Regions from separate parts of the Homo sapiens genome. Here all the other regions are linked to region 2. The links are chromatin contacts, found by Hi-C or POLR2A ChIA-PET in ENCODE. All regions are on one chromosome and are shown on one strand. The core of a region is the stretch at or near the end of the contact, and the rest is flanking DNA. Distances in the headings are between cores, read along the strand shown.

The links. A loop is a pair of places that touch in the nucleus more often than their neighbours do. ChIA-PET counts read pairs that join two places held with the same protein, here RNA polymerase II (POLR2A). Pooled maps may share reads with other maps.
Region 1: a loop to region 2 is called in a pooled map, with 2.8 times the contacts of the local background. The contact joins the promoter of GSN here to the promoter of PSMD5 in region 2. A Hi-C loop is called at or near these places in 2 of 50 pooled maps. POLR2A ChIA-PET finds 5 or more read pairs at or near these places in 2 of 52 experiments (H1 and activated CD4-positive, alpha-beta T cell).
Region 3: a loop to region 2 is called in a pooled map, with 4 times the contacts of the local background. The contact joins the promoter of GSN-AS1 here to the promoter of PSMD5 in region 2. A Hi-C loop is called at or near these places in 2 of 50 pooled maps. POLR2A ChIA-PET finds 5 or more read pairs at or near these places in 3 of 52 experiments (H1, MCF 10A and activated CD4-positive, alpha-beta T cell).

What each region holds. Positions count from the first base shown.
Region 1 is chr9:121,265,947-121,269,653 of GRCh38, forward strand. It overlaps GSN (gelsolin), which reads left to right and starts at 2,216. Exons shown (of 18, transcript NM_198252.3): 1 at 2,216-2,273. RefSeq lists a silencer at 2,104-2,403.
Region 2 is chr9:120,841,597-120,845,468 of GRCh38, forward strand. It overlaps PSMD5 (proteasome 26S subunit, non-ATPase 5), which reads right to left and starts at 1,326. Exons shown (of 10, transcript NM_005047.4): 1 at 1,141-1,326. The coding sequence starts at 1,313. It also overlaps the pseudogene CUTALP. RefSeq lists enhancers at 947-1,476, 1,048-1,347, 1,235-1,529, 1,295-1,589, 1,548-1,897.
Region 3 is chr9:121,283,109-121,286,794 of GRCh38, forward strand. GSN-AS1 (GSN antisense RNA 1) reads right to left here and starts at 2,422. Exons shown (of 1, transcript NR_103560.1): 1 at 1-2,422. All of the region lies in intron 2 of GSN (gelsolin), which reads left to right. RefSeq lists enhancers at 1,649-2,149, 2,964-3,686.

The sequences.
Region 1 (3,707 bases), core at 966-3,465, 430 kb after region 2:
TAGAAGTGTTCCTAGAGGAGCACTCCCATGTAAGTATTGGTTATCATCATCACAATCATCATCAATCAATCATCATCATCATTATCTTCATTATCATTTCTAATGATTCCTGGTGATACCCTGTTCCCATGTTCCTCTCCAGCCACCAAATGGAGCAATTACAGGGTTATGGGTAGGCATCTGACCCAGCTTAGAATATGGAACCTTAGATCTAGCTTAGAATGTGAACCCTTTTGCTCTCCTGGCCTCAGTTTCTCCATCTCTAAAGGGAGGAGTTGGAGCAGACATTCTCCAATGTTTCCTCCATCGTGATGTGGTATTCTCCAGTTCTATGGGGACACAGATTCAGAGTTCCACCTCCCTTTGTCTGAGAGCAGTTGCTGGGGCTGGAAATGATATGTTAGATAATTCCAAGGCATGTGTATGCCGGGGCTTGTAATCAAAGATTCCAGAGCCAAATAAGCCTGTGTTTTTGCTTTTCTCCCCAGCAGCCTTGCATTGGGCCCCAGGCAGCCTCTGGAGAAAGCAGAGAGTAGCAGAGATGGTGTGAGCCTCCCTGCGGGGTGGATACCTTGCTTGTATTCTCAGAGAAAGTGGAACTGGGCAGAATTTCCCAAGCCAGGAAAGGTGGCAGAGTGTGACATAAGACATTGAGCAAAGAAGCGAGGGCCAAGGACTCAGGCATAGAAGAGTAGACTGCACAGTATCAGTAGTGTGACCTCCAGAGAGTACTTAACCCTTTCTGTGGGCTTGGCCTGCTCATCTGAAAAATACACATGGTAATGCCTCCCTTAGGAGGCCAGGTAGGGAGGTGAGAATTAAAGTCGGTAATACGTGGGAAGCCCAGAGCATGGCATGAGGCATTCAAGAAATGGTTCTTGTATTTACTGGTGTTGAACAAAGAGAGAATGGCAGGAGGAAGAGCCAGGGTGAGATTCCCTGGGTCCTGTGGCTTCCCTGGCTGCTATTCAATGGAAAAACCAGGGAGTGAGCACTGTGCTCTTGGCTTCTGTGCTACTTAAACAACAGCCTTTTCTGCTCTGATCCCCAGCACCCGGCAATTACTGACTCTAGTACATTTTACCTTGTGTTAAGAGGGAGCTTTACCCTGGCTGAACATGGGGCTGCTGCCAGCACCCAGGCTGGGAATGGACATCTCTGTCATGTGGTGCAGTCTCCTGTGGAGTGTGTGAATCCTTCCAAACCGGAGTCACGCGGCAACTCCAAAAGTCCTGGGAACTCATGTGTGCACCAGGACTGCTGGGAGGCCGTCTTATGCCTTGCTGCATTATAAACGGCTATCGTCTCAAATGCATATGAGATGTTGTTGAAATCAACAAAGTATTACATTTGCTTAAAATTGACCTTGCACTCATCTTTCTACCCAATGTGGATTTCCTCAATCTCCTAAAACAGTATCTGCCATGACACTAATAAGAACATCCCTTCCGTTTATGCAGAAGCCACGGTCCCTGTCATTGTGCTGAGAGTCTTTTTCTCACTGAGTCTTCTCAACCGCCCCATGAAGCGGCAATTCAGGATGCCCATTTGACAAACGAGGAAACGGAGACTTAGACATGTGAGCTCGCTTGCCCAAAGTTACAGGACTAGTCGATGTCTGGGGTTCCAAACCAGGCCTTCTGACTCCGAGGCGCCTGCTTAATGGTCCACTTTAAGGACCAGGGATGCACTTGGCATTTTCGTTACTTCATTCGGAATGAGCTGGGAATCGCTCTTCCTCCTTATTCCCTTCCGTGGGAGGGAATCTCCCCTGCTTTGCATGCAGCCTATGTCACTCTTCGAGGGCTTTGCCTCCTGAAGTCCGTTCTCTCCAGGGCTGAAATCTGCCTCCGCTGGTGCTAGTTGAGCATTGCTCGCTTGCCCGTCCCATCTGAGCTCTTTGGCCCCAGCCCAGCTCAGGAGCTGCCCTGGGTCTCCTCCCCGACCCTAGGCCTCTTCAGATCTCCCCTCCGTGCTCCGGGCCTCAGTTTCCTCCAGGGGAAAGCAGAGGGCTTGGTTTGGTGCCTTCCTGCGAGGTGAAGCGAGGGGTCCCCCTGGACGAAGGCGAGCTTGGAGCCACCCGCCCAGCAGCCGACGGGAGGGCCTGGCGCTCCTCCCCCACCCGCCTGCCCGGCCGCCCCGCCCCGAGGGCGGCTCCCGCCCGCGCCCTGCCCACCCCGGCCGCGCGCACCACAACGCCCCCGCCCCGCCGCCCGGAACCAGCTGAGCGCAGCTGGACCCAGCAGCCGCTGTCTCCAGTGCCGCAGCAGCAGGTAGGGGAGGCGCGCGGCCCCGGCCCCGGGCATCTGGGGGTCCCGGGCTGATTTGAGTCCTTCCTCTCCCTTCCTTCCCGGTCCTATCTCGCCCGCGCCTGGAGCTCGGCCCGGCCGCGGGGGCATCGCTGGAAAAGGGCTTCCTCGCTCACTTTTCCCGTCTTCCAAGGGACCAAAGAGTGTGGATGGGAGTTGGGGGATGGGGAGACGCCGGAGCAGGAGAGGAGAGGGGCCAGGCCTCCACCCCGTGATTCCACTGTGCTGCTAGCACCTGAGCTAATAACCTCGACCCCGCCCCCGGGATGGGGGAACTGGCCCGGGGTCACCCCTGCACTTGGGTTGTCTGACCCGGGCATGCAGGGGACCACCAGCTACGGTCTGGGCGGTGACTCTGCTGGGGAGTCCACTCAGAGGACCCTTGCCTCCTGGACGATACCTGTGCCTGCTCTCCTCTCCAGCTGCTTCCTCTTTCTGGGGACTGTTAGAAAGTTCTTCCTTACACTGTCTGAAATCTTCAGGCGCCTGCTACCTGTAGGTGCTGGCTTCTCCCCGGCCCTGCAGTGTTCCCTTCCCTGACTCACACGGAAGCTTCTTCTGGAGTTGAAGACAGTGATTGGAACCCCTTCTCCCTGAGCCCCCATGTCTTCTGGGGTCCAGCCCCCCAGAACCTAAATAACAGCAACTTCCCTCTGGTCCAGTGCAGGCTGGCTGGTCTGGGCAGTGCCCAGGGGGAAGCCCCAGTCCTTGGAAGGCTGGGGGCTGGGGGTGTGGGTGAGCAGGAGACATTGGCTTTCTTCCTAGCTCCTTGTCTGCCCAGACATCTGTCGCTTTATCCTGTCTTCACACCCTCCTCAGAGCATGGAAGGGAGCTTTAAAACACCCAGAACTCATTCTGGGCTGTCCTGAGGGTAATTGGACTTTGTGGAAGGCGGGGCCTCTGGGGAGGTGCCTTTCGCTTTTGTTTGGCATCTGGGGACTTTTCAAACACTTAATCCTGTGTGTCCTGTTCTCCCAGGACCACATTTCTGACCAGGGCACCAGGACCTCTCACCGCTCTGCCGTTTACAGCGACCATAGCTTGCTAGAATCTTACCCCATCTCCATTTCCTCCATTTCACAGTTGAGAAAAGTCAAGGACCCAGAGAGTTTATGATGGGCTAATTGTCACACAGTGAGGCAGGGTAGGGCTGAGACCCAATTCCGGTCTGCCGTTTGCGGACTCCTTGCTGGGAGGGACTCTAGCCTCCTTCTTGGGTGTTCCGTTTACTAAAGGGACAAGCATTCCCTGTACATACACACTTGGGGGTGCTGGTTGGTGTTTCTTGGGGCTGTTAAGGGGGAGAGGCTTGGAAACAGAGGAGGAAGGATGGGGGTGGGAACGGTCGGCTTTCAGCTCCTTTGAAACTCCATTTTTCTTTCTGGGGCCATGCTATT
Region 2 (3,872 bases), core at 76-2,575:
AACAAAACAAAACAAAACACAGAGATCTTTCCATGTCCACATACATATATATACATCTACCTCAATAACTTAAATAACTGCACAGTGTTACAGAGTAATAGCGCATAATTTGGAATCCTCTGTTAACGGATATTTAGATTGTTTCTAGTGTTCTGGTGCCACACACGATATGTTATATTCTTGCATATAATGTTGTAGGGTCCTCCAGTCGCCCCCTTTCTTTCTCTGTCCTGATGGAAAATCAGAGTGCCTTGATTGCTCTCTGACCTAGCCAGCGGCAGGTTTCCCTAGCAGGCTTGACCATAAACCAGGGGCCTTGAACATTCACAGGCCTGATAAAGGTACCTAGGTTGTTGCCCAAAACACTGGAAGAAACTGGCCTCAACCCTGAGCCAAATTCCTTTAAACTCTCATCTGAACTCCATACCCTGACCCCCTCACTGCGGACATACCCAGGAACACCTTTCTCCCGGTGTCCGTCTTGACAATTTCTGCAGCCCTCTGCAGGTTTCCCCCTAAACGCTTTTGGACTGATCGCCTTGGCATTCAGTGCTTCTTTTTCTGTCATCCCAACCAGCCACATCTCGGGAAGGTTTGAAGCACTCCCTCGTGGGAACTCTCTTGCCGCTGCTTTTGGGGCGATTCCAGCCTCGGGTTCGAAAGAACAAAGTAACTGCACATTTTGTGCGCGTATACTTGCATTAAATTTTTTTAACAAGAATGACTGGATGAAAAAGCATGTGAATTTAAAATGCTGATGGTTCTTGCCACATTGCCAGGATAGGATCCTTTTAGAAGGGGAAACAAATCAAGAACCTGTACAAAGAGATGTGGAATGCTCCTTGTAAGTGGACAGCTTTGCTTTCCTCCTTTAATTTCTATTTGATGAAGAAGGCAGTGCCTCACTGCTCAGAGGCAGCGAGGCCAGGCGACGGGAGAAAACACCCTGGGGCACTCTCAGAGGCTGAACCTGAACCCCATCTCCTGCCTCTGAACCCAGGATCCTTCCTTCTCTGCAAATTTCGGCTACTTTCCACCTCCCCTGTGACTGGGAAAAGCGCTGTTCTTGCCCTCAACCACTCTCATGTCCATATTTAGGGGTGCCCCTCTCCTCGGCTCAAGCCCCCGGGGTCCTCTCACCTATGGTTCTCGTTAAGCAGGGAGAAGAGCGGGCCGAGGCGCAGCTCCGCCGCTTGCTGGCGAAGCTCGTTGAGCGGCACTGCCTGCAGCACGGAGTGAAGCGCGCGTAGCTCCTCCAGCGGCGCTTCCAGCCTCGCTACCTCTCTCAGCAGCGCCAAAGCCTGGGCTGCCATCTTGCCCCCCGACGCAGGGGCTGGCCCAGCGGCCCAGTTCCCGGGGCGCTTTCCTGAACCTCGCGAGATCTGATCACAGCCTCCTTGTCCCTGAGATGGCTATGGGGCTGCCAAGCCTCGCGAGAAGCCTCCGTTAGGGCCGTGTCAACTGTAGCCAGTGGTTGCGGCTCCCTCAGTCTGGCGTCATCTAGGTCGCTGCTCAGGGAAATGCGGAGGCCAGTAGGCTTACGTGTTTACCGCGTAGGGCAAAGCCTTGCCAAATTCCCGGCCAGCGGAGCGGCGAGGGTGGGGACTCACGGGAAGTTAAACAGCCTCGTCGGCGTCCTCGAGGCTCCAAAACCAGGCTCTAGGCGGGGACGACTGCAGCCGTTATGGAGGCCACCGCGGCTACGGCCGCGGCTGAGGCCTCCCCAGGTGGAGCGGTGGCCTGGAGGGGAATCTTGATCCTGGGCCAGCCACCTGTCAAGAGGAGGCGGAGCGTCATGCCTCTGGAAGACTGGATGAATATTCTCCAGGAGCCTGACGAAGGCGTGAGTAATAGGGACGTGCGCCGCCTTGTTGGTGTTGATCAGTCCACCAAGGAGAAGCAGCTGGTCGCAGTGGCCGTACCTGTAATCCCAGCGCTTTGGGAGGCCGCGGCGGGAGGATCGCTTGAGCCCGGGAGTTCGAGACCAGCCTGGGCAACATAGTGAGAAACCCGTCTCTACCAAAAAGAAAAAAAAAAAAAAAGGAAAAAAATTAGTGCGGTGTGGTGGCACGCACCTGTAGTCCCAGCTACTCGGGAGGCTGAAGCGGGAGGGTCCCCTAAGTCTAGGAGGTCGAGGCTTCAGTGAGCGGTGATTGTGCCACTGCACTCCAGCCTGGGCGACAGAGCAAGACCCTGCTTTCCCCTCTTGTCCTCCACTACCCTCAGGAAACCAAGAAAGACCAGCGTGGAGAGTTGGTCGCCCATCTGCTCTAAGCTGCTGTGTATTCCCCTGTAATGTAAACATCGTGAAGGTGGAGACCCAGTTAACCTTTTAGGTGGAAGGCCAGATGACAGAGGGCGGCATCTGACCCGGAAGGCCCTCTGCAACCAGGCCAAATACATCTACAGGGAACCAATGGGAAACATCTGGGGAGGACAACCCAAATAAGTATCATGCGAGCAAGGGATGGTTTGAGAACTTTAAAAATCGCTGCTGTTTTGCAACATACGAAGTTGATGGGGAGGAAGGACCCTTAAATCCTGAGTGGGTATCGAGTATTCCAAGCAACTGGAGAGAGGCTTTGTGCCTCAACAGGTCTTCAACGCCAAGGAGATGACCCATCTTTTGCAGTGCATGCCTTCCTACTTTTGGGGCAAAAGACAAAAATCTGGAAAGCTTAGAGGAAGCTAAGGACAGGATTTCCCTCATTTTTTTGTGGCAGTGCCTCAGGTGACAAAATGATAAAACCACTGCTGCTTTACAAAGACTCTAACACCCCACTTGTCTTTTAGAGATAAACGCCTTCCTGTTTTCTTGTAATCACACCCAGAATCACCACTGCCACTTTTTGGATTAGTTTTACAATTTTTTTATCCATCAAATCCGAAGTCATTTAACAAAAAAAATCTGGAAATCAGAATGTTGCTAACTGTGGACAGAGGTCCCAATCACCCAGATTCATTATTCTTTGTTCATTCTAATGTTGATACTGTGTTTCTCCCTCAGGAAGGCCCTAGCTTTCTTCAGCCCTTGGGTCAGGGTATAACTGAAGCATTTGAACATAATCAAGCATATGTTTGACCACTTTGCTGACTGTATTGAAAAAACCCTCACCTTACTCTGAAAGAAGCATGGCAACAGTACAATATTGCCGATGCTTTGGTAGTGATAAAAGAGGTGATGGGTGATATAAAATCAGCCACTCTTAAGCTTGCTGGAAACTGTGGGAGGATGTGTGAATGATGCATATTTCCCTAGAGCTAATGAAGAAGTTAAAAAAAATCTTAGTGTCTGCAAAACAGGTGGGTTTAAGATTTATTGATATTAGGGAAAGTGAAATTAATGAGCTACTCAAGTTTCTGTCTTTGGTCATCACTGAGAGTCTATTTCCATAGGAAGAAGTCTTTGCAGAGGAAATTGAATGCTGTCTGATGCTACAATTCATATGGATCCTTTCCTGGATTGAAGCCTGACTTTTAAAAAAGGTTTCAATAAATTGCTTATACCTATGAAGAGATGCAAAAGAACCTTCAAAATAAAGCAAAGGACTTGAAGAAAGAGAAGGAAGACATGAAGAAGAGGATGTCATTTAGGTGAAGGTGATGGATACAGAATCTGAGTCTGAGGGGAGCCTGGTTGACAGAGAGACAAAAAAAGAAATTTTTTTTTTCTGACTAAAAAAAAAAAGGAAATTTTGTTAACAAAATCAAGAATTTAAAAAAAATGCTGTGAGAGCTGATCTATGCATCTGGTTTGTGAGCCAGTATTCTGTGATGGCTGCAGTTTTTAGAGATCCTAGTAGCTCTACACATCTGTCTTCTGCTTTCCTAGAACCTGGGCACCCCATGGATGACTCACTGCTGGTTTTGTG
Region 3 (3,686 bases), core at 1,172-3,671, 440 kb after region 2:
GGAGGCTGCACTGTCTGGTTTATTTCCTCTTCTCTTTTTAGTTAGGGCCCTGTTTTTCCTCCTGACTTTTTTAGTTAGGGCCCTGGTTTTTTCAGTTAGGGCCCCTCCTCTCTTTTTAGTTAGGGCCCTGTTTTTCCTCCTGTCTTTTTTAGTTAGGGCCCTGGTTTTCTTTTTCTTTCTTTCTTTCTTTTTCTTTTTTTTTTTTTTTAGACGGAGTCTTGCTGTGGTGCCCAGGCTGGAGTGCAGTGGCACGATCTCAGCTCACTGCAACCTCCTCCTCCCAGGTACAAGTGATTCTCCTGCCTCAGCCTCTTGAGTAGCTGGGACTACAGGCATGTGCCACCATACCCGGCTAATGTTTGTGTTTTTAGTAGAGACAGGGTTTTACCATGTTGGCCAGGCTGGTCTCAAAGTCCTGACCTCAAGTGATCTGCCTGCCTTGGCCTCCCAAAGTGCTGGGATTACAGGTGTGAGCCATGACGCCTGGCCCAGGGCCCTGCTTTTCCTGCCTCAGTGTTCCCTAGGATTCTGCCCACCTTCTTGTCTTGATTTATGTATATAGGTTCATTCATTCATTCATTCATTCATTCATTCATTCATATATTCATTCATTTGAGAGATATTTAGGCTCTGAGCTGGGTGTTGAAGAATCAGCAAAAAACAAGACTTTCCCATTCCTCATAGGTCTTCAGTAGATCATTATTTACACTGAAGATTAATTCTTGCTGTGAAGGAAACGATCAGGTTATGGGAGCGTTTGGGATTGGGTGGGAGTGGTGAGGTCTTATCTGGACAGATCAGGGAAGCCTCCCCTAAAAAGTGAGACCTGAAGAGGGAGAGGGAGGTGGCTGAGTGAGCAGGGAATGGAGGAGCCCCCTAGGCAGAGAGGCGACCTGGGTAAGGCTTTAGTGAGGGGGAGTCCTTGAGGAACTGAAAGAAGTGAGGGAGGCTGGCCAGGGAGGGGGGCGTGGCAAGAGGAGGGCCTGGGGGCCAGGCAGCACCTAGGTTATGTGGGCCCTTGAGTTTGGATTTTATGCTAGACCTCTGGGAACCATTGGAAGTTTTAAAGCAGGAGGGTGACTTGCCCAGATTTCATTATCAGAACCCTTGAAAGGGACAGACACAAGGACCATCCTGATAAGCCATGAGGGTGCAATTTTTGGTTCTTCCACATCAGGGTATCCTGATGCTGTGCCTTGGTACGGGGCTTGTCATTGGGCAGTCCTGGGAAATGTGCACTTTCCCAGGATTCTCTCAGCTCTTTGCATTTTTTAGTTTACCCGGCCAGTCCTTGCTAAGCTGCTGCAGTGGAGAGGGAGGTGAAGCAGACACCACCGGGCCCTCTGAGATCCACTCTAATCCAAGACGGAGACAGTGGAAGTTAACGCCCAGAGTGCTCTGTGATAAGTGCCAAGGGGCTCAGGGAGACAAAGAGTGCTTTTCCTTACTTGAGAGTCAAAGAAGGCTGAGAAGGGGGAGTTGGGCATTCCAGGCAAGAAGGCACCGTAGGCACAGGCTTGGCCGCTGGAAGAGCCCACTGCGCCTGGGGGCTAGTGAGCAGGAGTGTGAGGGTTGAGGTGGGGAGCTGGTTAGAGAGGTTTTGAATGCTGGGTTTCTATCCTCTGGGTACCAGGGAGCCATGGACAGGTCCTCAGCTGAGGAGTGACTTGATCCATGGGATTTCAGAACAATTAGTCCATGGCAGGCAGAGCGGAGGGTGGATCAGAGGACAGCAGCACTGGGAGCTGGTTGGAGAGAATGAGTACCATTGCTGAAGCCTTGTCACTCCCCCCACCGCACACACACAGCAACATCCTCAACGCCCCTTTCTGTTCCATACCTCTGTTCGGTTATCCCCGAATTGGCCGGCCAGCCTGAGCTGTCCAGAGCCCTTTCACAGCAGCACTGGGGTGTGTTAAACCCTGGGCTCCAGAGGCAAACAGGTCTGGGCCTGAAACATCACCGTAGCCCTGACTTGCTCTGTGCCCTTGGACAAGTCCCTTACTCTTCTCAGCCTCAGTTTCCACATCTGTGAAATGGGGGTGATAATGGAGTTGGTGATGATTAAACAATGGGGAAATCAAGTCCTTAGCACATGTCTGGTGTATAACGATGGCTGTGTTAGCTTTGTGTCCTTGTTGATTGTAATGGCCCAGTCCATGTTGTAATCTGCCCCTCAGGGAGTTCTTGTCTTTGGACATAAATCTGAATTCTCAACTAGAAACAAGATGTCCCCAGCAGCCCCAAAGGAAGCCTCTAGTGGGACACTGAGGGGATTGGACATGCTGTTACCCACTGGGACCCGGCACAGGGCTGGGCACACAGAAGCCTGGACTGGGTTTTATTTGTTCCTTTATCCCCAGCACTCAGCACAAGGCTGGTACAGCATGGCCAGGTGGCTGGGTTCTCAAAAATACTAAACAAAAAAATGAAATTAAAAAAAAATTATTAATCTTGGACATCATCCCCCAGCACCTTTATTTTACAGCTGAGGAATCTGGGGCCCAGAGAGGAACAGTGGCTCATCCAAGGCCACTCAGCTCCTCAGTGGCAGGCCCTGAACCTGTTCATTTCTCCCTGCTCACATGTTTATTACAATTCTAATTTTTGAAATCCTGGTAAGTTAAAAATGGCATCATGTCCCACCTCCCTAATTTACCTTTGGGGAAACTGGGGCCCAGAGAATGGTAGTGACTCCTTCAGGTCCTCAGAGAGGGAGAAGCAGGAAAAGGGCCTCCTCTCCACAAAGCATACCCCCACTAATCAGCAGTAGGCAGGCAGGTTCTTCCCCCCAAAATTGACGGCCTTGTGCTTAAGGAAGCAAAGTGGAGTGTGAACAATAGTTTCCTGAGGAAGTGTTGGGTTTTAATTGTGTTGAGGAGAAGAACCATTTCCGGAACTGTGTGTGCCTGTGATGCCTGCGGAGTTGGCTTGGCACAGCTATTTCCAGACTAATCCTGAGTCCTATTTATAGGCTGAGATGATTAGGTTGGCCTGTGTCAGGAGAGGCCCACATAGCTCCCCCCAGCCTCGCGATGGCCGAGGAAGAAGCCCTCAGGGGCAATTCTGACCCATGGGTGAGTAGCACGGGATCTGGGGTGGTCCCCGAAGCCAGCTCAGAGGAGGGACGCCAGGGAGACCCGAGGGAAAGTCCCGCTCCTGACTCCTAGTTCAACACCAGCCAGGCCCCCTGCAGAGATGAAACCAGTTCCAATTCTATTCTCTCCCTGCTTAAAAATCCTCAGTGTGTCCGGTCAGGCCAGGACTCCGTAGCAGTCAGACCCCTTCTCCCCGAGGTATCCACTGTCTCAACCCCAGCCATGCTTCTCCAAACTGTTTACGCTTCCTTGTGCAGGCCACACCCCCAAGCCTTTGCGTCTGTTGTTCCCACCTTCCCAAAAGGGAAACTCCATTTATCCTCCAAGGCTCTGCCCCAATGCCCCTCCTCCGTGGCTCTGTTGGGCCATGGGTGCTCCCTCCTTTGTGCTCCCAGGGCCCACAACTGCTTGAATGACTATTGGTGTTCCTGTTTGTGTGCCCTCTGGGCCGGGAAGTCAGAGAAAGAAAGGAGACAATTTGTGATTGAACAGCCACTGTGGCCATCATTCTCCTTACCTGTCTGATGAGAGCTGATCTTCATGCCACTGTGTACAGTAGGTATTTTTTAAAGGTGTGTAGAAGTGAGA